Linked DNA regions of Homo sapiens: regions 1 and 2 are each linked to region 3. The links are chromatin loops, found by intact Hi-C in ENCODE. Cell type or tissue: chondrocyte. All regions are shown on one strand. Region 1 has its middle 120 kb from the start of BMP7-AS1. Region 2 overlaps SPO11 (SPO11 initiator of meiotic double strand breaks). Region 3 holds the start of BMP7-AS1 (BMP7 antisense RNA 1).

Region 1 (8,000 bases), 120 kb after region 3:
ACTGGCTCGTGAAACCGAATATGAGGGATCCAAAGACTTTTATGGGGGACTTTTCTGCTTCCAGCAAATTCCAGGACACGATTTTACAACCCCCTGATTCCAGGCCTCCCTTTGCCCCCACTCCCCTTCATCTGCAGGGAAGGTCTGAGGCTTCTACTGAGTGGCGGGTGGGGGGTGTCACTGAGGTGGGGGTGACCAGGCAGGAACAAAGGGGGGGATAGGACAGCTGGGCAGAGGGTGCCCCGGAGATCAGGGCTGAGTCCCTCAGCAGGGTCTCAGGTTAGGCGGCTGCAGCCGGTATACCCGGAGACACAGCAAGACCCAGGCTTGGTCCACATTGGAAGGAGATCCAAGGCCCAGGGACATTGAATTTCCATGAGGAACAGCAAGATCTGTCCACATGGGAGGGCCTGGCCATCCTGCTCCACTCAAAGGGACAGCGCAGGGCAGGGGTGGGGTGGAGACAGAAACACGTATGGAGATGCATAGAGACGCCTACAGACAGACACAGGGAAGGAGCACGCAGACGGGGACACAGCAGCACCCATGGAGGGAGAAGGGACTGGAGATGCAAGGGAAATGCGCTCTGAGAGGCGAAGATGGGGATGAGGCCTCGGAGCAGCCAGAAAAGAGAAGGGCACAGCTGGCATCCAACCTCAGCTGTAGGGTGACATGTGGGTGTTGTTTTACGCCGCCAGGCTCATGGCCATCTGTGACAGAGGAAGCTCTGGGTCTAGAGGGAAGCTCCTCAGGTCTGCACCCTGGCTCTGCTGCTCACTAGCTCAGGCAGGACCCTGACTTAACTGCCCTGTGCCTCAGTTTCCCCTCTGTAAAGGGGGATGGCAACAGTGCCTGCCTCATAGGGTGGCCATCAGGGCTAAACAAATTAATAGATGTGTACACGAGGAGTACAGCCTGCACGTAGGTGCCCGCAGACATGAGCCGTCGCACTGCCCGAGTCATTATTTCTACGTCACACAGGCGTTCCCCTCCCCCACCCACCCTCCCACCAGCCTCGTGGGGAGTTCTCTGAGCATCCATTTCACAGTGCGGAGAGACAAGCACCTCCCCACAAATATTCCTACACAATCACTCACCCCCACCCTCATGCCTGTCCAAGGTCCAGTGAATTTGTCACCCTCCTGGAGTGCCGTGTCCACCCCAGGTGGGCAGGGCTCTGCCCCTCCCACGCCTGGGCAGCCGGGCACCTGGCCTCCCTGCCCAGGGGCTGGGTGCTCTCCCACCAACTCAGGGAACCCAAGAGGGGAGGGTCAGGAGGCTGGTGCGGATGCCCACCGGCTCGGTTCCTGTGCTGCTCTTGGCAGCCCCCATACCCTGGAGTCCAGTTTCCTCTCCGTAAAGCGGGCATCATCACGACAGCGCCTGCTCCCTAGACCCCGGTGCGGATTGAAGGAGGGAGAGCAGAAAAGCAGGCTGGCATCTTCCCGGCTCCCAGCAAGTCTGTGCGGGTGGAAGGGTGGTTGTAATGGATGCAGGCGGTGGGTTGGAAGTGTGTGTGCCTGTGCTTATTCTCCAGCTGGGCCTGCGTGGAGGAGGGGTCAGAGGGGAGGTCCTCCCAGCTGGACGGACTGATCCCTGTCGGGGTGTGTCCCGGCCTGGGGACCCTCACTGCCCTCTGGCCCTGGCAGGACTCGCAGGCCTCTGGGGATGTTATGGCCACCTGGCAGGTCCCTACCCCTCCCCGCAAGTCTGAGGCTCTGGGGTCACCGCTCAGGGCAGGGCTCTTGCAGGGCACCTTGGGTAGGGCACAGGCAACTCTCAGGGGGATGACAGGCCTGTCCTGGCATGCTGGCTGTGTGGAAAGGGGTGTGTGTGACAGTGTTTCTGAGTGTGTGTGTGCACGAGCCTGCATGTTGGAGCGTGCATCTGTATGAGTGTGTGTGTGAGTGAATGTGCAGGGGTCTGTGTGTGAGCAAGCATGTGTGTGAATATGTGTTTCAGTGTGTGAGGGACTGGATGCGTGTGAGTGCGTGAGCATGAGGCTGCGCGCGTGCCCGCGTGTCCCTTGTCAACTGTGAGAGCGCAGGCCGGGGGCACAGTGAGTGCGGACGCCCTCTGGTGGGTGCTCAGCATATTCTCAGCCGGTGGCAAGAAGCGTGCGGGGGAGCGGCTCTCTCTGCAGGCCCTTGCGGAGGGCAAGCTCGTGCGGAGTCGCTCGCTACACGCAGGTCCTGAGAATGAAGCCAAAGCTGTGGTTGCCGAGCGGGCCTGCTGCCCCTGACTCGCCACCCAGCAGCTGTTCCCCGAGCGCGCACTGCGAGTCAGGTGCAGGGACACCGGCTGTGCCCCCTGAGCCTATGCTCTCTCCACGCTGCCCTCCCTGGGCTCCTCCTGTAACCTCTGTCTCCTCCCCTTCCCCCCTCTCCTGGGGGTCCACCTCCCAGCACCCCCTATGCTGTGCCTGACTTCTCTACTGGACCTGAGTCCCGGAGGACCTCACTTTATCCAGCTGCCAGCCCGCTGGCATGGCGAGTGCCTCATATGTGGTCGTTCGATGAACCCCTCTCTGCTTTGGCTGCCTGGCATCTCGTCATTACAACTTTCTCTCCTCCAGGAAGCCCTCCATGATGTCACATCACCCCCTCTCGGGGCTTGTGTCTGCCTCCTTCAGCAGACTGCCTTGTTCAGTACTGTATTGCCTGGCACACAGTAAGTGCTTAGTAAATATGTATTTGTTGAGAAAAGGAATGACTGACTGACTGAATGAATGACTGAATGAATGAATGGGAGGCATGGGGATGGGGAAAGAGATGAGGGAAGGGTAAGAACCCTGACTAATGTGGACAAGTAATGACAATCCCAGCGACCTCCCAACCTTCTCCTTGTTGAGGTAAAGAGCTGCTGACTGGGACCCGGCCTGTGACCAGGCCTGGCCAGCCCGGCAGGACCCAGTAATCCAGAGCCAGCGGCTCAGGTTGAGTCCCAGCCTCAGCACTCACACTTTTGCGGGTGGAGAGGCATGAGTGGGTGGGAGCGAACACAGGTGGAGGGTGAACGCAGGTGGGAGGCGCACGCAGGTGGAGTAGTGCGTGCCAGTGGAGGTGTGTGCATGGGTGGTGTGTGCCAGTGGAGGTGTGCACATGGGTGGTGTGTGTGGGTGGAGATGTGTGTGGTGGTGGAGGTGTGTGCGGGTGGAGGTGTGTGTGTGTGGGTGGAGGTGTGTGCATGGGTGGTGTGTGTGGGTGGTGTGTGTGGGTGGAGGTGTGTGTGTGTGTGGGTGGAGGTGTGTGTGTGTGGGTGGAGGTGTGTGCATGGGTGGTGTGTGTGGGTGGAGGTGTGTGTGGTGGTGGAGGTGTGTGCGGGTGGAGGCGTGTGTGGGTGGAGGTGTGTGTGGGTGGAGGTGTGTGAGGGCGGAGGTGTGTGTGGGCGGAGGTGTGTGGGCGGAGGTGTGTGTGGGTGGAGGTGTGTGTGGGCGGAGGTGTGTGTGGGCGGAGGTGTGTGTGGGCGGAGGTGTGTGTGGGTGGAGGTGTGTGGGTGGAGGTGTGTGTGGGTGGAGTGTGTGGTGGTGAAGGTGTGTGTGTGTGCGGGTGGAGGTGTGTGTGCGTGGAGGTGTGTGTGCATGGCGGAGTGTGTGGTGGTGGAGGTGTGTGGGTCTGGAGCTGCACCAGCTTGTGCAACTGTGAGTGTGTGTGGCAGGAGCACCTGAGTGCGTTCGTTTCCTCTTGCTGCTGTGGCAAATTTTCCCAAACTTGGTGGCTTAAAACAACACTTGATCTCATAGTCTGGAGCTCGGAAGTCTGAAGTGGGCCTCACTGTGCTAAAATCAAGGAGTGGCAGACTGCATCCCTTCCTGAGGCTTTGGGGGGAACCAATTTCCTGGCCTTTTTAGTTTCTAGAAGCCACCACATTCCTTGGCCTGTGGCCCCTTCCGCCCTCCCCAAATCCAGTGGTGGCCGGTGGAGTCTCTCCCTGCATCACTTCAACCTCCGCTGCTCTGTCACATGGCCTTGGTGTGACTCTGACCCTCCTACCTCCGTCTTATAAGGAATCACACTGTGCCCACCCAGCTAACCTGGGAATATCTCCCCACCCCAGGATCCTTAATTGAATCACACCTACAAAGTCCCTTTTGCCATGTAAAGTGACATGTTCACAGGCTCTGGACATTATTCCGTGAATCACACTGGGTAGATAACTTCCCACTCTGAATCTCAGCTCCTGCGTCTCGAAAACAGGTATGAGCTGTGCTGGCCTCGGAGGATCCCAGCTCCCGGGCTGTGTGCACCTGCACGGTTCCTGCCTCTGGATCTGCGGGAAGTGCAAGGAGCCCTGGGGGTGGGGAGGTTGTCAGGGCGTGGGCCCAGCTCCCTACCGGTGCCGTGCCACTTAGACACCTTCTGTGAAAGGCCTGGTCATAGCAGCAGTGCCTGCTCCAAAAGGACTGTCCTGGCACCTCGTCAGAACCGTGAGGGTCCCCACTGTTGTAACTTTGTCAGGACACAGGCAGGGACACCTGGCGCTGGGCAGCCCCTCTCCTGCCTGTGTCAACCCAAGGGCCTCCTCCCTTACAGGTGGCTGCTGCCCTCTGCTGGCCGCCGGGGGGTCCTCCAGGGTGCCCTGTGGCTGCTTGGGGCAGCCTCTTCCTGGTTCCCCTGGGGTTGGGGATCTTCCTGGTCCCCACTTTGGGGTGGACTCAGGCATGTGCACCTAGAGGCTGTTGTCAACACTGCTATTAATAGAAGGCCACCTCCTAAGGTGAGGCAGCCCCGACTCAAACAACGCCTGGCTCTGCTTCAGGCAGGAATCATGGCCACTCAGTGGGTCTCCTGGTCACTGTCCGGTGGTCAAGTAGCCTGATATCTACTCACTGGTGTCCTGGAGCCACCCAGACTTGTGCTCTGGCCCTTCCTGGCTGTGTGACGTAGAACAAATTACTTTACCTCTCTGAGTCTTGGTATCCTCTTTTGAAAAATGGCATTAGTATCTGCCTTGCAGTGCTGGAGCCATATATATACTAGAAAACATAGTCTCTGACATTTGTTGAGCATCTACTATACACCAGGCCCTGACGCCCTTCCTGCATCATCATATTACCTCCTAACTGGGCTTATCAAATCTTTTCAAGAACCTTAGCAAGGAGGTGCTGTTCTGATCCCCATTTTACCGATGAGGAAAGTGAGTCTGGAGACCTGAGGTCTCCTGCCCCAGGTGTACACAGCCAAAGTGGAAAACCAGGATGCAAACTCAGGTCTGTCTAGACCCACAGCCTCTTCTTTTTACCCTGTGTCTCTTGCTTTCTGGTCTCAGCAGAAGTCCAGATTGGCTAATACATATGTTTTTGATCGGTTTAAAAAAAAAAACAAATAAAATTAATGACTTAATGAAAACATTTTGTTTGGTAGCCATTTTCTTCCAAAATAGGGGGTGGCCAGGATATTATAAGAGGTTCTCAGGGCTTGGAGTTGGGGACCCCAGCCTTCAATGCGTGTCACCAGGACGTCTTCAGCAATCCTTCCTGCTCAGCCCCCTGCCTTGACATGCAGCGAACAACAAAGATCTCTGGGAGCAAAACACTCTTGGATCCTAAAACCCTCAAGAAAAGACATCCCGTCCACCCCTTCCCACCCATGATCACCAGTTGCACAAGTCTCCTTTGGAGTTTTTATTGTCAGCTCTTTCTAGTTTCAAAAAAGCTCCTAAAACCAATTCTACTTTGGGTAACTTGGCTTTTGTAACAGCAGAAGCAATGTTTGGATTCCAATTAGCAAACCGCAAATCCCTGTGGCAGCCTCTCTTTTGGGGTGAGTCTAACAGCATAGAATCCATTAGGAAAGGCTTAAAAGGAACATAACGCTTAGGGTCTATTCCGTGCCAGGTGCTTTGTGTCTATTACCTTGTTTAATCCACACAGAAACGGTGAAAGGTTTGACTTTTTACAGACGGAGGAACTAAGCCTCAGAGAGATTAGGGGGTCCCCAGGGACACATGGCTTGTCAGAGGCAAAGCCAGATTTGAACCAGATACCTCTGTGTTCCCACCTGAATGATTCCACCCCCGACACCAACCCCTTTCTCTATGTGCTCACGGATGGCCCTGTCCTGCCCTGGTCATCCATCTGAGTCCAAACCAGGGCTGGCAAACTTTCTCTGTAAAGGACCAACTAGTAAATACTTTAGGCATATAATCTCTGACACTGTAGTGTGAATGCAGCCATAGACTACAAGCAAGCACAAGGATGTGGCTATTACAAGAGCAGATGGCGGATGGAATTGGCCCCGGGCCATCGTTTGCCACCCCTGGTCTTAGCCAACCAGAGCAATCAATTCCTTTTGCCAAGTGTCGTTAGGAAGAGACACAGGCTGAAGTTCATAAGTCCAGAGGGGACGTCCACAGAAGGAATTTGGGAAGCGGTTTCTTTAGTCTTAAAAAGAGACTCTAGAAGGAAATGTTTATTCTCTACATCTGGACATAGCTAGTGAGGAGGTGATGGCTGGAGCTGGTGCAACCCTCGTGCGCCATGAGGAGATGAGCCTTAGGACCAAACTTGACATGTGGAGGGTAGAAGGATCCTGGGTCTCTGATAATGTCACTGAGTCCATCAGCGAGCAACCTGGCACTGCCACCCTCCTCTGGATTCGTGATGAAAATGATAAAGAGTTATTAAAAGCATCTCTGGTAGAAGTGTGTTCCTTTGTAGCTAAAAGCCTCCTGATTCCTGTCTTGCCTGGGTTTATTCTGTACAGTGCTGAATAGAAGAAATGCCAACCTGATTTTATTCCAGAGGATTTCAGTGGCAGCCTGTGAGTCAGCCTTGTATGCACAAAGCCACAGGTACAGATGTGTGTGGAAACGGACAGCTTCCCAGCAGTAATTTTTGATTTATGTTATTTTTATAAATCATTATAAAAAAACAATTCTGGAGCCTGCGCTTTCGAGTCTCAATGCGGAGCAGGTGTGTGTCTGATCATAGAGAGAGGTGCAGCAGGGTGAGCTCTCGTCAGCCCTCTCAAGCCACCTGGTTGGCAGGTAGGTGGCGTGGGAGCTTGCAAAGACAGCCCAGCATGCGCACAGGCTCCCTTGAAGGAAGGGCAGGAGCAAGGCCGCAGGGAGGCGGGCGCGGCTGTTCAACAGCAGACACGTGACCAGGGAGCACGCACAAGTGGCTGTTCAACAGCAGACACGTGACCAGGGAGCACACACGGGTGGCAGTAGGACCACTGAGGTCTAGAGGTCAGGGACGCCTTCCTGAAGGAAGAGGCCTCTCAGCCAAGCCCTGAAAGGTGTGGGCGGTTAGAAGGGAATGGGGAAGGGGTCGGGGTTGGGGTGGGGAGAGCTTTCCACCTAGACAGCAGCTTTGCACGGGCCATGTGAGAAGTGAGACGGTGCAGGATTTCTTCAGGGAGCCCCTGAGACAGCGAAGTTGCCGCAAAGCTGGATCTTACGTTCTGATGCTAACATTTGCATTCTGTTAACACGATTTTTGAAAATCTCCTGTAATGTCGATAAGTAACAGCGTTCACGCATTTGTGAGCATGACTTTGTAATGGCAAAACCCTGGGATAGAGCAGTTTTCTCAGCCATGGCACCATCAGCCTTCGGGGCTGGGTAACTCACGGTGGGGGCGGCCAGTGCATTGTGGGGCATCTGCAGCATCCCTGGACTCCACCCACGAGATGTCACTAGCAATCTTCCCTCCCAGTCAGGAAAACCAAAAATGTCCCCAGACATCAGCTACTGATGCCCCAGGGGGGCAAAATCCTCCCCAGTTAAGATCCCAGGGCTAGACTAAAAGAAGGCAGGTCTGTCCACTAGAGAATGGCCTGGGTGGGCAGAGCGTCCTGCCCTGGAAGACTCAGCCACGTTTCTGGTGATGAACGGCCGGTGAGGAGTGGGGATTCGGAAGTGCTGCTGCCTACCACAGGGGTTGCTCCCGTTGTATGTTACTATTGAGCCTGTGGACCCAACACACACTCACAGATGTGCTTGCTACTCAAGGATGGAACAAGGTCATGGCAGCAGGCACCCTTGGTTGCCTTCCT
Region 2 (8,000 bases), 120 kb before region 3:
GTGAGACCCTGTCTCAAAACAGCAACAAAACAACAACCACAACTTCTATATAGTGTTTCTGTATTAATTTTCTAAAGCAAACTATAAATGAAGCCCTCTGACCTACATTTCTTATTGTTCATGATTCCCCATCTTACACCCTGCTCCACCATCCTTTTCATCTGCTATAAATTTCACCATGCATCAGAATGCTTGGAGGATCCCACCCCTAGAGATTTTGGCTCAGTAGTTCTGGATGGGGACTGAGATTTGCATTTCTAAGAATCTTCCAGATGATGCTGATGCTCCTGGCTTAGGACCACACTGTGAGACCACTGGTATATGGTAATTGTAGACACTGGTGGTGACATTTATTGTTTCCATTTCTCCTTATGGTGGGAGAAAAGGGATTAGAAAAGTCAGAATTCAAGGCTCTATATAATATTTCGAGTATATTTGGTGATCAGACAGCGTTGTTGTCACCCCAGAGCCCCACAGTTCCTTCAGTATGCCAAGAGAGTGCAGGATAATAATGCTGCTTGCCCACAGCTAATCCCACTCTGTCATCTGTGTTTGCACTGGTCATACTGGGAGCTGGAGTCACAGCCACCGACACACAGATTGCTCCTAGAATAGGATACTAGGCCCTCAGGTACACTTTGGGCACTCTCAGCCTGCTTGGGGGTGATTAATAAATGCAGAAATCACCTCAATGAATATAAAATGTCTAAATAATAAAAAAGGAAAACTGCTTTTCTATACTTACCATAGATCCATACTTATAGATGCACATTATTTCTATGCCTGTTAAAAGAAAGTTAACTATAAAATTAGTCTCCTTACATATTACAGGTTAATTTGCACTCTCAAATTTTATCTATCTATAATTTTAATTTTGTGGACATCACCAGTGAAAAATTTATCATTCTCAGTTTAATATGACAAAGTAACGATAAATTGTGTCAAATAATTATAGACCAAATTTTAATGTAATCATTTTCTTTTAAAATGTTTCATAAGTGTCCCGAGAGTAGAAAACACAACTACAGGCTGGGCACGGTGGTTCCTGCCTGTAATCCCAGCACTTTGGGATGCCGAGGTGGGCAGATTACCTGAGGTCAGGAGTTCGAGACCAGCCTGGCCAACATGGTAAAACCCCGTCTCTACTAAAAATATAAAAAATTAGCCAGGCATGGTGGCATGTGCCTATAGTTCCAGCTACTCAGGAGGCTGAGGCAGGAGAATCACTTGAACCCAGGAGGTGGAGGTTGCAGTGAGCCAAGATCGCGCCATTGCACTCCTGGGTGACAGAGCAGGACTCAATCTCAAAAAGAAAAAAAAAAAAAGAGGAAGAAAACACAACAACAAATATGATTTAGTTATGACTATTGTTGTAAATAGTCCAGTGATAAATTACCATGTGGATCAGCATCTACAAGAGTGAAAACAGGAACATGAAATGTATCCCACAGTTTCTTGACTAAAAGTCTTGTGTTTAGATCAGGAACTCCCTTTCCCTAAAAGGAAGATGAAAATTAAGAATTTTAACTTCAGTAGAATAAAATGGTTACAATTATACTCTTATTAATAATTTAAAAGTTAGGCTGGACGCAGTGGTTCACGCCTGTAATCCCAGCACGTTGGGAGGCCAAGGTAGGGGGATCGATCACCTGAGGTCAGGAATTTGAGACCAGTCTGGCCAACGTGGTGAAACCCCGTCTCTACTAAAAATACAAAATTAGCCAGGTGTGGTGGTACACGCCTGTAATCCCAGGTACTCGGGAGGCTGAGGCAGGAGAATCACTTGAACCTAGGAGGCAGAAGTTGCAATGAGCCGAAATCACGCCATTGCACTCCAGCCTGGGCAAAAAGAGTGAAACTCCACCTCAAAATCATAATAATAATAGTAATAATAAATTATAGGTTATGCTCATACAACGGTTAGTACTCTGCATGTGGCCACAGCAACCCTGGTTCATATCTGAGTCACAGCACCAAAAAAAAGGGTTACATCTTCCTACCTTGGATTTCAGGTGCTGAAAGACTGGTGTTGACTGTGAAAAAAAAATGTACATTATATACAAACAGACTGAAGGACTGGGAATTATGCCAGTCCTAGGAAATGGTCCTAAGGAAATATTTCAGCAAAAACAGAAATAATAAACATCCTACATATTTAAAGATGCTCACTGAAGTGTTATTTAAAATGGCGCAAACTAATATAAATAGCCAAAATATCTAACAACAGGGATGTGGAGAGGCAGCATAGTACAGCGGTGATCTGCAGCAGTTGCGGGGCTAGGCAGCCTGAGCTCGCATCTCAGCTCTGCTACTTCTTAGCAGCATGAACTTGAATGAGTAACAAAACCACTCTGTGGTTTGATGCTCTGTAACAACATATGAGATTATTATAGGAATTAAATTATTTAATAATCATAAAGCACTTAGAAGAGTACCTGGCTTAAATTTAGGGTTTAATAAAACTTAAATGGTGGGATAATATTATGAAGTCATTAAAATAATAATTATGTAGAAAAGTAAATTGAAGAGTGTTACAACAATGTTAGAGAAAAGCAGAAAACCAAATGAAACAGAGAGCAGAGGAAGAGCGCAGAGTAGCCCTAGAGATTCAGAATGGGCTTCGGGTCACAGCTCCGAGTTTGAATTCCCTCTCTGCCCATCATCAGTGGTGTGATGTTGGGCAAGTTTCTTAGTCTCTTTAGGCCATGGCTTTATCTATAAAATCAGCATAAATATGCCTATCACACCAAGTGATGGCATTATAGCAACATGGATTTCAACTATTCAAATCCAGTCCTGGTTTTGAATAGCCATAGAGACGTGGTAAAATACCTTCCTGCATTCCAGTACCCCATTATTAAAGTGACGATGATGTTAGTACCTACCTCCTAAGGCCATTGAGAGCCTATACAAGTTGACATGTGATAAACACCAGTAAATGTGAACTCTTACTATGTCAAGTGCTTAGCAGGGGTCCTAGCTCATCGTGAGTATTTAGTGTATTTTCATAATGTTCTTTGGGAAAAATAATAGCACATGAACACAGTAGAGGAGTCAAACAGGGTTAAAGGACCTGGTGAAAAATGGCTCTTCCTAATATGGCCCTCGAGTCCCAGCCTCTTCTTGAGAGGCATTTGCGAGAGATGTTTATGGAGGCAGTGAGGAGCGCTGCCCTGGAGAGGAGGCGGAATGGAGTCTTAGAAGGGCTGACCAGTTCCACAGAGGCATCCAGATTTGGAGTAGAAGTATCAGACAAAACCAAAAGTTTTTGAACTGGCAAGGAGGGAAATGACAAGTCTGGTGTGGCAGGGATGAGAGATAATTGAAGTCAGGGGCCTGTCTGGAGGCTACCAGGTGGTTGTCTTGTGTAAGAATGAAAGGGGAAGGATTAAGGAGAAAGGGCTGAAATGAAAGAGATTCCCAAGGCCAATTCAAAAGGACTTGGTGACCATGGGATGTGAGGAGTAAGTCAAACTGACTCTGACGTGTGGACCTCATTGCAGTGTCTGCACTGATAGCCACAGGACAAGTGGCAGGAACACTCAGCTTTTCAAGGAAGAAAGCTTTTGAGTGTGGTTTTAGAAACATGAACTTATCAAGGTTACAGTGCTCTATGATCATGCCATGGTACTTCGGCCTGGGCAACAGAGCGAGACCCTGTCTCTATTAAAAAAAAAAGAACTTGAGGTGATAGCCAGCTTTGAGGATGTTTAAATAAACACATTGGAAATTCCCGTTCTATGATCCCAAAGGATGCATTATATTGAAAACAGGACATTGTGTAGATAATATTGTAAATCCTCTTACCAATCACCATAACAGTATACATTAGTCTTGGAATTGTAGTAAAGTTAGATAATATACCGTAATCATGATGCAAGGAGACAATTTGTTGCAAAAGTTGTCATCTAGGAGCCGCTGAAATGTTGCATCTTTTTCTACAATTAATACAAACTTTGCATCTGTAACTAAATCTGTGAAGTTAAGGCTGATAAATTGAAAGCAAGAGTATTTCAATTTAATCACCAACTAAATTAAGGTGCCATATAGATAATTCAAAAGCAGCTATAGATACAACATTTTAGTTTGTACCTTCAAACATATAAACACATCTATTCATATATTCAGATATCTGTCTCTTCCACTAGATGGTGAGCTCCTAAAAGAGTACTAAAGAAGGGACCATGGTGTGTTCATCTTGACTGCTACAGGGCCTAACTTGTTCCTTACACATTATGAAGGCTTGGCTTACCAAAGGAATTAATGAATGAATGAACATTCCAAAAGTTTAAATAGTTTTCCCACTTAAAGGATACTCCGAATTCCTTGAATATTCGATGGCACAGCAACAGCCTTTTAAAAAAAAAGTTTTTATCTTACATAAAAAGCAAAATAACCACATTTTTAGTTTATCACAAAGCCCTCTGTTTTTATTTTTCTTTGACCATACCAGTCATCAGAGACTTCTTCCTCTGTTAAAAAATAGTAGAAAACAGCTTTACCCCTCAGTAAGAAAACCGGCACATGACTCACAGCAATTCTCCCAACAGGGGTACTAAGTTTAGTACTGTGGGCTCTCTTTGTATCAAAGCCCAGCAAATAGTTTAGTATTAAAAATATTACTTTCAGAACCAGAAAATTTTATGAACATTACTAAATAACATGCTAAAATGACCAAGCCACACTTTATCTGAAAATAATAGTGCATTTTTAAGAGTTATATTTGTATGTTTATTTCAATCTGACATTTGACAATTAGCATAATTTGAAACTATGTAATGTACAGTTCTGTAAAGCATATTCCTATCCATCTTTCAGTTTTATTTTGAAATCTTAAGCTCTAGGTTACATAATAAAGCAAGAAATAAAATTATGCTTCAAAACTGAAGGAGCTAGAAGAGTTAAAGCTGTGAAAACTTCAATGATGCTTCTTACCGTTGCACCACAGGTACAATTCACTTTGGTGCCATCTTCCTCGATGTATCTTAAGTTGCCAGCAATTAAACCTTTTGATGTAGATAACTGCAAAAAATAATAGACATATTTGAAACCTGCTTCACGAATATGTTTTATGCTATTAAGTCACTCCTTGTGTTCATCTGCTGAATTACTGGCATTTTCACTTGGATTGAAATTTCAGAGATGAAAGAGAAAATATGTAAGGGATTTAGGAATTAAAAATATTTGGTAATTCATCAGTTTGGTCCATTCACCCAAAGGAATATATTGAGAATCTATTACTTAAATTTATAGTGAGAAAAATGCAAGCATCAAATAATAGCAAAAGAAGACTATATTATGTTTTAAAATTATGTTTTGTCTGGGCGCGGTGGCTTACGCCTGTAATCCTAGAACTTTGGGAGGCCGAGGCAGGTGGATCACGAGGTCAGGAGATCGAGACCATCCTGGCTAACACAGTGAAACCTAGTCCCTACTAACAATACAAAAAATTAGCCGGGCGTGGTGGCAGGCGCCTGTAGTCCCAGCTACTCGGGAGGCTGAGGCAGGAGAATGGCATGAACCCAGGAGGCAGAGCTTGCAGTGAGTTGAGATCGCGCCACTGCACTCCAGCCTAGGCGACAGAGCAAGACTCCGTCTCAAAAAAAAAAAAAAAAATTATGTTTTATACAAACATTTTGTTTTAAAATAAAATGTTTTGTATTAGGTACTACTTACTATATGTAGACTCCTCCTTGACACTTTTAACATGCAAGAAATGTCATTGATAATATTGTCGACGACAGTCTGGTTACCAAAGAGTTGACTGTCAGTGTAATATATGTCCCTATGAAAATTTAAAATACATATTTTTAATTAACTATATTCTTTTTGAATATGACAAGTATTACAGTGTTAATTGAAGAAAGCTTTAACTGGATGAAAACACAACATATAAAGAAAGTAAATTATGAGCTATAGTTTAGTCTTATGTAACTTTTCAAAGCATATAATAAAAGTTAATCCAACTATTTCTCACATTACATTTTGAAGAGTAATTTACTAGAACAATATATTTACCTTTTGGTTGCATAAGTGTTGCTCTGTACTAATTTATAAATCATGGACAATATTTTAAGGATTAGAGCTGGAAAATAAAATTCAACAAACAAGTTACTCATCATTTCTCTTACTGATTCAAAAGATACTGCTATCAAGGATTTTAACTTAATTTTAGTTAACATTTAAAAAATTATCTTTCCAAAATGGGAGGGTTAAGTACAGAACAATTACCTGCAGAATCAGTTAAAATTAATTGCTCTATGGATAGCAAAACTGAGAGGATAATTATGCACTGAACCATATACCTTGAAAAATGTTTATGTTGATAACCTACTTCCATAGTTATTGACAATGAAAAATTATAGAAATTTATTTTATGTATGAAAGTGATCTATTAAAAACAGGTAAAATTATTTAACTAGCAACAAATAAAATTGAGAAGATAACAAAATTTATTTATCCTTTATTACCAAAAGCTAAGAACAATTAACTTACAAAATTTTTGAGCTGATTTTGGTGAATCACTTTTGATCTTTCTGGTGGTGCAATGGGATACCATCTGAAGACCCACAGAATCTTCAAACCTGTCATTTTGTTTAAAGCAAAGGAAAAAAGTGAAAAAGACAACTTCTAAACACCAAACAATATATACTTATGGTCTTCTGCACATCATTTAAAACCCACATTTCTTCTCAATTTAAGCACTGAAGCTTTAGGATCAACTGGTTTGAGAGCATAGATCATTCCAGGTGATAACTAGGAAATTAGGTTTGTGACATACAGAGGCACTAAGATAAACCATTTAACATAAATGAGCTAACACCTTTGATTAGGGGGTGTGGGAGTGTGTTTGTGTGTGTGCATACTTTTTTACTGGGAAGACATTTTTAGTGTATGTAAAATGTTTTCAAATATTTCACAATTAGTACTTTACTCATTTTAATAACCTACTCATTTAATAATTTTACTCAATTTAATAAGCTTTGAAATGTTTCATTTCTGATTTACCTGCAAAATTACATTACATAAAATAACAATTTTATTAGGTTAAGTTGAACTGCCAAGCTTCCCCTAAAGGTGGCAGAAGGCACCAGGTGGATATGTCAGGTGTAAGCTGCTTCAAAGCTAGATAAAATCCATCTTTCAAAACATGACTGAAAAGTATACAGCTTATATTACTTATATAGATCATAAAACAACAGTGATGAAGGAGACTCAAAATTCCTTTCATTTTGTTTCTGTATCTCTTAAAAAATATGAGAGGCTGGAAAAAACCGGTATAACTAGGTTCAAGAATTCTGATAAAGCTGTTTGCTGATTTTACCCTTTTTGGACACATGATTTAGCAGGGGCAGAAGATCTGTCAGGAGAAAGCCTTAAATGTGCTCTATGTTCAGGATACTTTTATTTTGGTCTGGTATCAGGATTGGTTATATTTCCCCTGAGCAAGTGGTTTGCTTTTGTGGCATATGTGAGAATTGCACCCATGACATCTCCCCCTCTGACTGCTAGAAAGCTTAGCTCCAAGTATGGTGCCTATTCTTAGCAAAATTATGAGACTTTATCACATGCATTTGGAATTCTAACCTCTTCTGGTGCTCCATTCTGTTGGTGCTAGCATTGTTTTCCTTTGCCTCATCTTTCACACCTACTTCTAGTTTACATAACCTCTCTGTATGGTATGTATTTCGTAAACTTCCTAAATCCTTTTTTTTGGCAAGGTAAAGGCAATAAAATGAAAAAAATATGACCAGAACTCTAATTCAAATAATTTTAATAATGACATAGATATTGCATTTAAAAAATAAAAATGCAAAATGCCCACTTTATGTTTTCCCAGCTTGATCTGTTGTCTATCGTGAATGCAGGTGCTTCATTTCTTGCCAAGCTTGTGATTATGTCTTGGATAATATTTTCTATAGATGCAAGAACCTCAGAACTGAAACAATAAACAGAGCATGATTCCATCTTAATCATAAATTTTGACTTTTTAATATGTA
Region 3 (8,000 bases):
CTAACTCTTCCCCAGGGCCTAGTTAGGGGCGCTTTAAAGATGGCACTTGAGGTGTCCTCAATAGCAGGCTCTTTCCCCTCCATGCTGTGGGCTTAGGGAGCGGGCTCAGCCTCTTGCTCTGGGGTTGAACCCACAGGTCCCGGAAGTGGGAGAGGGTGGGTGGGGTGGTTTGGGAGTCAGGTTTGCAAGTGGGATTGAGAGCTGGAACCAGGAGCCTCCCAACAAACCTGTCATGGTCATTCTCCTTGGAAAGCTTTCTCCAGCTGAGTCCTGCCTCCATCCCTTTCCCCTTGGGTGTTCCACATGCGGGGGCTCACGGTGCAGTAGGAAAAGCATCTCTGAGGCCCTAGTCTGGCTCCTGGACATAAGAGGGATCCTCCAGCTTCCCCAGCATCACTGGTGTTTGAGTCTTTTCTCTGCAGATGCCACCACAGGTTGTCCTGGCGGGGGTCCCTGCCATGAATGTAGACAGCATTTCTCCTCCAGCCCATGTCTGGCTGCTCAGGTGGTGACTCCCACCATGTCAGCCTCACCAACTGCCACCTTGGACAGGGCCTCCACTCCTCCTCGGAGAGATGGACCCGCTGAGCCGCAGACCTCGAGGCTTCCCCTCCCCACACACCTTCCCCTATGTGGGAGCTCTGCGGGGAACTTTCTCTGACCCACTGAGGAGTCGGAGTCAAGGTCTATGGAGAATTCCCCAGCCCCCTCACCCTCAGGAGACAGTCCCTCACCCTCAGGAGACAGCCCCTCGCCCTCAAGAGACAGCCCCTCACCCTCAGGAGACAGCCCCTCGCCCTCAGGAGACAGCCCCCTCGCCCTCAGGAGACAGCCCCCTCGCCCTCAGGAGACAGCGCCCTCGTCCTCAGGTGCACCCCTCTGGAGCTGCTCCAGGAGGTTCTGACGGGCTGAAGTCCCAGGCCCACAGTGTTCTGTTTTGACAATCTCCAAGCTTGCCTTACTTCCCCGCCCTCTCCAGGTGGTTCCTGGGGTCACCTCTCAGACAAACTACTTGCATTCAAGTCCTTGACTCAGGACCTGCCTCTGGGGTCACTGAAGCATGACAGAGGCCAAGTGTCAACCACACAGGGCAGCCGGGAGGGCTTCCTGGCAAGGGGCAGCTTTGGCACCGGCACAGCTTCTGGGACCTGGTGAGGGCCTACCAAGTGCAAGCTGATGTCCTCAGCCTGCCCCCTTCCTGGACCCCCCCGGCTTCAGGATGCTACCGTGAGAATAAGTCTTAGAACAGCCCGCTCTGGCCTTCTCTAGATGTTCCAACCCAGCCTCTGTTTTTGAGAATCTTGAATTTGGAAATTGCGTCACTTGTTTCTGTCTGCAAAGCACTGTCAAGTTTCTTTCCCCTTGTCGCCCTGCTTTGCTGCACTTTTTCTGTCTCTGGGTTTGGAATCTTAAAACAGCCTGTGGTTCTCTTAAAAAAAAAAAAAAATGAGGTTGGAAAGATGACCCAGCCCGAAGACTGTATTTGTGGTGCTTGTTTATTCCTTGAGTGTGCTTCAGGAAAGGGGCTGAATTTACCTCATTCTATTTTGGTCTGGACCTGGAGGCTGGAGGAAATGCGGTCCCCAGGAGAAGTCTAGAAAGATGAGTCTCCCCATCCTCCATGGCTGCCCGCCCACCTCCACAGTGCCAGATGCAGGCAGCTGCCCATCCGTGTGGGATTTCCCCCAGAGCCGTGTCAGAAGCTCTGCAGTGCCCCCCAGATTTTTCTGGGGGGACCCCCCAGAGTTCTTGATGTTTCACCAGAGTTCTTGGTGTGTTCTGTGAGCTGGAATCCAGCTCGCGGCTCAGTTCCACTGGGTTTCTGGATGGATCATGCCTGGGTTGAATGGAACAGTAGAGCCTCCAGTTTTCCAGAAATTCTGGGGCTCAAACCCTGATATCTTAAGCAAAGAGGGACAAGAGTCAGGTCCAAAAGGAAATGTGAGATGTGCTTTCTTCCCAGCTGTTGCTTTCTGCCCACCTGAGTCCTCTTGATTTTTGCCTGATGTGGGGAAAGGAGGTGGCTCCGAAGAGGTGATGGGGACAGTAAATGGGGGCACTCAACCGGAAGCCCATGCAGCCTGGCAGTTTCCAGTGAGGGGTCAATTTGAGGTAATTTGACAGCCCCCTGGTTCCATAGCCAGGCCTGTGAAGGTGGGGGGTATGGAGGTGCCCAGGGGCTGATGAGGGTTTCCCTTCAACTAGGATGTGCAGCTGGGTGCCCATGGCCTGGGAGTGTGGGTGCCCAGTGGGACATAGAGTGGGCTGGGTGGGCTAAGGCCCCAGTGAACTGTGAGTCAGAGCCATTTCTGGAGCTACCTGAATAATCTGAAAAAGTATTTACCATTTCTCTTTTAATAATGTAAACTATTGGAAGTGAAACCAGAAAACCTTACTGGCCATAAGGATGCAGAGGATACCAGCACATTTGTCCAGCGTGCATCTGAGGCCTGCTTTGTGCTAAGCTGTGTGCCTGGTGGAGAGGCCGCTCCAGGGCTGAATAAAATAGGGCTGGTTCTTGCTGACAAAAAGCTTAAAACCTGGCAGGAAAAGAGGAGAACCCAAAAAACTATACAAACAAACTGAAACTCCAGCCCAGATGGCGCAGGGGAGAGGACTTGGGCTTGGAGCGTGTCCGACGTGGATGCACCATTAGGGCATCAGTGGACGCTTCCCTGGGATGCTCAAGAACAGGCAGGTGTGAGGGAGGTGAAAAGGCAGGGAACAGTGTTGCAGGCAGCGGAAACAGCATGTGTGAGGGGCTGTGGTGGGCTGGAGACTGGCACAGATGAGGAGGGCTGGGTGGGAGGAGGCTGTGGAGACAGGGGCCGGACCATCCAGGGCCTTACAGGTTGGATGACCTGGAGTTGACAATAATGCCTCCTCTCTCTCCCCAGTTTCTCGGTTTGGACTGTCAGTTCCATAGTCTTCTTTATCACAGAACACATTAGAGAGCTTTGGCTTTTTATCCTAAGAGCTGATAAAGGGTTTGAGGCAGGGAAGTTAATTGCTCAGCCCCTGCAAGCTGCTGGGGCAGGGGGAGTGCGGGGTGAGAAGAGTGGAAGGGGAACCCCCGGGTTCTCTGGGTGGTAGCTCTCCCTCCACCATCAAACCATCACCGTGCAGGGGTGACACTTTGCTGGAACAAGGCTCTGGGGTGGTTCCATTCACTACCTGCATATCTCTGAGCCTCAGTCTCCCACCTGTGAGAGGGGACAACAGTGCTCGCCTCTCAGGTACCATACGGTTCAGAGGGCTCGCTCCGCACCTTGTTCTAAGATGGTTCCATCTTGAGTTGGGGTCAGCTCACTGCAGCTGTGATCTTACTTTAGAGCCAAGGCAGCTTGAATCCCATGGTGGAAGATTCACACTGACATTGAGGTTTGCTCCAACCAGCTGCGAACCTTGAGTCTCTGGCTTTGCGCTGGCATCTTGAGCATATCTTTCCATTTAACTCATTCTCAGAACAATCCTCATGGCTACCTCCATTTTACAAACAAAAGAACCTGATGGACAGAGACTGACTTGCTCAGGGTTACTTCACTGAAATTTAACTCCAATTTTCCTCAACTCAGAGCCTGGAGCCCTACAGCCTACATCCCTGAGCACCCACTGTGGGACCCGAGGACCACTCTGGGGATTTCATCACAAAGAGGATTCCGGGCCTCTCACCCCCTGATTGTCTCTGCTGGTGGCTGTGTCTCTAATGAGGGAGAGCCTTCCATTTGTCGCTGTATTTCTCTTCCCTCTTGACCCCCAGCCTCTGTGATCCACACCTTGACACAAGTTTGAACGGCTCGTTACTGCGCTCCATTGCCGGAGCAGACATTTCTTTGCAGCAGGACTTTTCAGAGCCTTTAAAGAGCTAAGGTGCATTATGACATCTCTAAGGAGCAATGTGTCATGTGGTGCTTCCCAACCTCATTTCACCACAGAGCATTTTGGATTTTTGATCCTCTCATTTTCCTCTCTTAGCTATCCTATTAATAAGTTGCAGTTTTTGAGACCTTGATAAACTCCAAACCCTTTGTCTTGTGGATGGAGAAACTGAGGGCTAGAACATAAGGGCCACTGACTCGCCTTCTGACTGTGACAACGCTGGCCTCCGGGTGCTGGACGGGCATCTTCCTGACTTTCCCATGAGTGGCTGGGTTGGTGCTGTCTGCAGTCAGCTGGCCCTGCCCAGAGGGAGACAGACAGCCGTGGGGTGGGTGAGAGGGCCGTGGGTGGCCACCCGAGCTCTGTCTGGGGCAGGAGGATATTGTGCCTCTTTGTGTATTTTTCCACCTTACTCCCCAAAGCTTTAATTTTAGCCTTCCTGGATATGCACCGTCTTCAAGAAAGTGTATTTTTAAAAAGCCTTGGACCTCCCTGACTTCCTCTTCCCGTCTGGGGGATGCCAGGGACTGTTCTATGATTTGGCAGGAAAGCAGGGCATTCCCTGAAGCTGAGGTGGGGGAGCCTGGGGCCCGGGCTGAGTCCTCCCCAGCCTGCAGCTCAGAAGGGGCACCCCTTGGACCCGGGAGCTGGCTGCCAGGGTGGGGCCGGCTTCCTTCTGGGCTCCTTTGATCTCCTTCCCGGGCTTCCCTGCAGGCTGGGGTTGCTGCTGGGCTGACTCCAGGTGCACGGCGGGTTGCAGTTTCCCGGCCTGACTCACCGCAGCCGCAAGCCTGTGCTCCCTCCATGACATCATGCTAGCCTGGGAATGCTCTGGCCATGCTCGCTGGCTCGCTCTCTTGCTCCTTTTCTTCTGAGGAATATCCTTGCGGCCCAGCAACCGTTCACAACATGCAGGCCTTCAGAATGTCCGGCCTGCAGTTTTCCAAAGAGCAGCAGAGTGAGGCGAGGGCGAGGGTCAGACTAGGGGTCGGGGAGCGAGTCAGCTGGGTCTGCGAGTGGCAGAGCCCGTCATCTCCACTCCTGCTTAGAACTCCTCCCGGCTTCCCAGCGCTCAGCAAGACCTGACCTCCCGCGGCCAGAGGCCCTGCAGGGGACATCGTGCACCTGTGCCCTCTCCTCACTACTTTCTCATCATGACTTCCGCATTCGGTTCTCTCTGCCGGGAACGCTTTTCCCTGCCCTTTTAGCTGTGTTAGTTCTGCTCATCCTCTGACCCCCTTCGGGAGATGTTTCTATAAAACGTCCTCCCCGCACACCCTCACACCTCACATCTAGTCCTTTTCTTTTGTCTTGCTCACCCAGAGGCCTCTTCCCTCCTTCACGCCACTTAATTAGGGTTTGAATGACCCTCTTGTGTGCTACGCACGCCCAGCCTCTGGACCCGGAGCTCCATCTCTGGCTGCCGCTGTGTCTCTGGCTCCTAGCAGAGCACCTGTGGAGAGGAGGCGTTTCAGTGTGGATCTCAGGAGAGAAACTGTATTCATTCCTCCAGCTGCTGAGCCCAGTGACCGCCAACTTAGTGGCTTAAGACAACACACATTTATTCTCTTAGAGTTTGGGAGGTCTGAAGTCTGAAATGGGTTTTACTAGGCCCAAATCAGGGGGTCCATAGGGCTGCATCTTTTCTGGAGAGCCTGGGGGAGGATCTGTTTCCTTGTTGTTTCTGGCTTCTAGGAGACAGAGCCCCCTTTCTTGGCTCAAGGTTCCCAGCCGCAGTCACACCACCCTGACCCCTGCTTTCGCTGTCACAGCTTATTCTCTGGCCTCCTGCCTCCCCTGTTATCAGGACCCTTATGATTCCTTTGGGCCCATGAGGATAATCCAGGATAATCTCCCAACTCAAAAATCTTTCATCACATCTGCAAAGTCCCTGCTGCTGTGGAAGGTGGCATACCCACAGCTTCTGGGATCAGGGCCTGGGAGGTGGCATACCCACAGCTTCCTGGGTCAGGACCTGGATGTGTCTGAGGGGGTGTTATTCTGCCTACCACATCATCTGAAGTGTGTTTTCCTTTTTTTTGATGGTGGGCCTGGGCCAGCCCCGTCCTCTCCTGCCCTGCCTCCTCTAACTTGGGTGGGGCTCCTGGAGATGGCTTTCTGTGCTTCGAGTAACCTCTGGCCTGGGGCCTGTTGCTCCCAGCAGAGGCGTGTCCTGAGCCTCCCTGCCCCTCAGTTTTTGTACAATCCCCATCCCCATGTAATAGGTGGTATTAAGGTGATATTAAGTGGGGATGCGGATTGTACTGACCTCATTGGAGGAGGGAGGAGGAGGTGGGAGAGTGTCCCTTAAGAGCCTAGTGTGCAGTAGGTGCCCAGTACGAGGTGTCAGGGTGCTGAGGGCCCCCGGCCACCAGCCGGGTGATTCCACATGCGGCCCTTCCAACCCTGGCTTGCGCCTGCTCCCTGAAGGTGGTGGGGGGCTGTGTCTGAAGGTAGCAGAGGGGGATATCAGGCTGGCTCTCAGGCTGTGATGGCGAGAACATTTTTCATTACACTGCCCTAAATTATGGCCCAGAACTGGTGTCTAATCCTCGTTCAGCCACCAGCTGCCCATGCGCAAGACAAAAACTCTCTCATCTTTCCAAGCTGAAAATTAAAATGACCAGAATGGATTTCCAAGGGCCTGTTCTGCTCCTAAGACCCTGGATGGCTGGGCCCAGGGGCAGGAGGCTGAAGGAGCCCCGATGGTGGGCGCAGACAGGATGGGGACTGTCCCAGGTAACGAGACAGTGTGCACTGTGTGGCCATGTTGGAATTCGTGTTTCCTGTGGCTCCAACGCGTGCCTGGGTGCCTCAGGGCCAGAGAGATCCTCAGACTCCCAACTCCGCTCTGTTTTGCCCTGGGGCAGTTTCAGGGCCATCTTCCCTGGATCTGTGTTTGCGCTGAGGCCGGGTCCTGCATCCCACATGGGAGTCTTACTCCCCTGGGAGGCGGGTGGTGGGTGAAGGCCCATGAGGATCAGTCTCTAAATAGCCTCTAGGTAGGTAGCCAGAGGCCAAAAAAAGGACTTCCTGCCTTCCCACGTTTGAGATTTTAAAATATCCCCTTTTCCATTGTGGTAGAACTTTCCAGGGGAAGGTGGGCTGGGAGACACTGGAAACGAGCCTGGGGATGTGCGGTTCCTCGTCCTGCTCCCCTAGAATTAGATTTCAGCCGATTCACCTGGGCGTCCTTGGGAGGAGGCACCTGAAAGCCCAGCAGCACGCTGTCCCCAGGCTGGTGGTTAAATATTAACGCCTCTTAGTGCGGCGGCATTGGGGTCACCAGCGGTTCATGCCTTGCAGAGCAGGGCTATGGGAGAACCCAGTTTCAGAAGAGAAGAGAAGACGACTTTTGGGGTCTTGCTGTTTCTTTAATCAGAAACAGCCTGAGAAAGTGGAAGGATCATCAAGTTTATAGACAACAGACGTGTGGCCTGTCCCCTGGCTCTGCTGCCTTTCTCTGAGATTAGAGGAGTGGAAAAAACTGTCCAAACCCAGGAAAGAAGATGAGAGCCAGGCTTGCCCCCTCACCTAGGTTTGTTCTGCTGTTCAAGTATAACATGGAAATATGTTGCCCCATACAGATCTAGCTTTTTCCAGAAATAGGGCATGCTTACTAAATTGAGACAATATTGACGTACATGTGTTAGCTTGTAAAGGGAAGCAAAATACTTCACAGTGAATTGTTGCTACCACTCTGGTGTGTATGCGTGTAAATGTTTCATGCAGCTGTGTGTACACTTTAAAACAATTGTTAACATAATGGCACCATACTCTATATTTGGGGCTTAGATTGGCCTTATCCATTTTCAAAAAATAGCTTTATTAAGATTTGAAGTGTATAATTCAGTGGTTTTTGGTACATTCAGAGTTGTGCAGCCAACACCACTGTCTAATGTTAGAATGTTTTCATCACCCCGAAAGGAAACTCCATACCCACTAACAGTTACCCCCATTTTCCCTACCTGTCTAGCTGTTGGCAAACACTAATCTACTTTCTTTTATTTTCTTTTTGTTTGAGACAGGGTCTCGCTCTGTCACTCAGGCTGGAGTGCAATAGCGTGATCACAGCTCACTGCAACCTCCGCCTCCTGGGCTCAAGCGATTCTCCTGCCTCA

What was found. Peaks named below come from ENCODE experiments on the same cell type or tissue, not always from the same donor. Only the 100,000 strongest peaks of a DNase experiment are listed, where the experiment ranks them.
Region 1: a loop joins it to region 3, with 2.8 times the contacts of the local background. A loop is called at or near these places in 4 of 110 quality-filtered maps.
Region 2: it touches region 3 in a loop (2.1-fold over the local background); 4 of 110 quality-filtered maps call a loop at or near these places.

Annotation. Positions count from the first base shown.
Region 1 is chr20:57,086,352-57,094,351 of GRCh38, reverse strand. No RefSeq gene overlaps it. Among named protein-coding and RNA genes, the nearest start is that of BMP7-AS1, 120 kb to the left of the region's middle. In chondrocyte, CTCF peaks have their summits at 2,083 (motif pointing left) and 4,553 (motif pointing left); DNase peaks (open chromatin) are centred at 3,051 and 4,431.
Region 2 is chr20:57,331,772-57,339,771 of GRCh38, reverse strand. SPO11 (SPO11 initiator of meiotic double strand breaks) reads right to left here. Exons shown (of 13, transcript NM_012444.3): 2 at 7,826-7,939; 3 at 6,496-6,584; 4 at 6,019-6,085; 5 at 5,677-5,785; 6 at 4,936-5,022; 7 at 4,317-4,353; 8 at 3,865-3,974; 9 at 1,397-1,496; 10 at 746-783. Among named protein-coding and RNA genes, the nearest start is that of SPO11, 6.0 kb to the right of the region's middle. In chondrocyte, CTCF peaks have their summits at 4,154 (motif pointing right) and 7,076; no DNase peak of the experiment used is centred here.
Region 3 is chr20:57,209,345-57,217,344 of GRCh38, reverse strand. The region is part of intron 2 of BMP7 (bone morphogenetic protein 7); the gene reads left to right. BMP7-AS1 (BMP7 antisense RNA 1) reads right to left here and starts at 3,649. Exons shown (of 4, transcript NR_110631.1): 1 at 3,269-3,649; 2 at 2,850-2,977; 3 at 2,397-2,540; 4 at 1,479-1,837. In chondrocyte, no CTCF peak of the experiment used is centred here; DNase peaks (open chromatin) are centred at 3,175 and 4,171.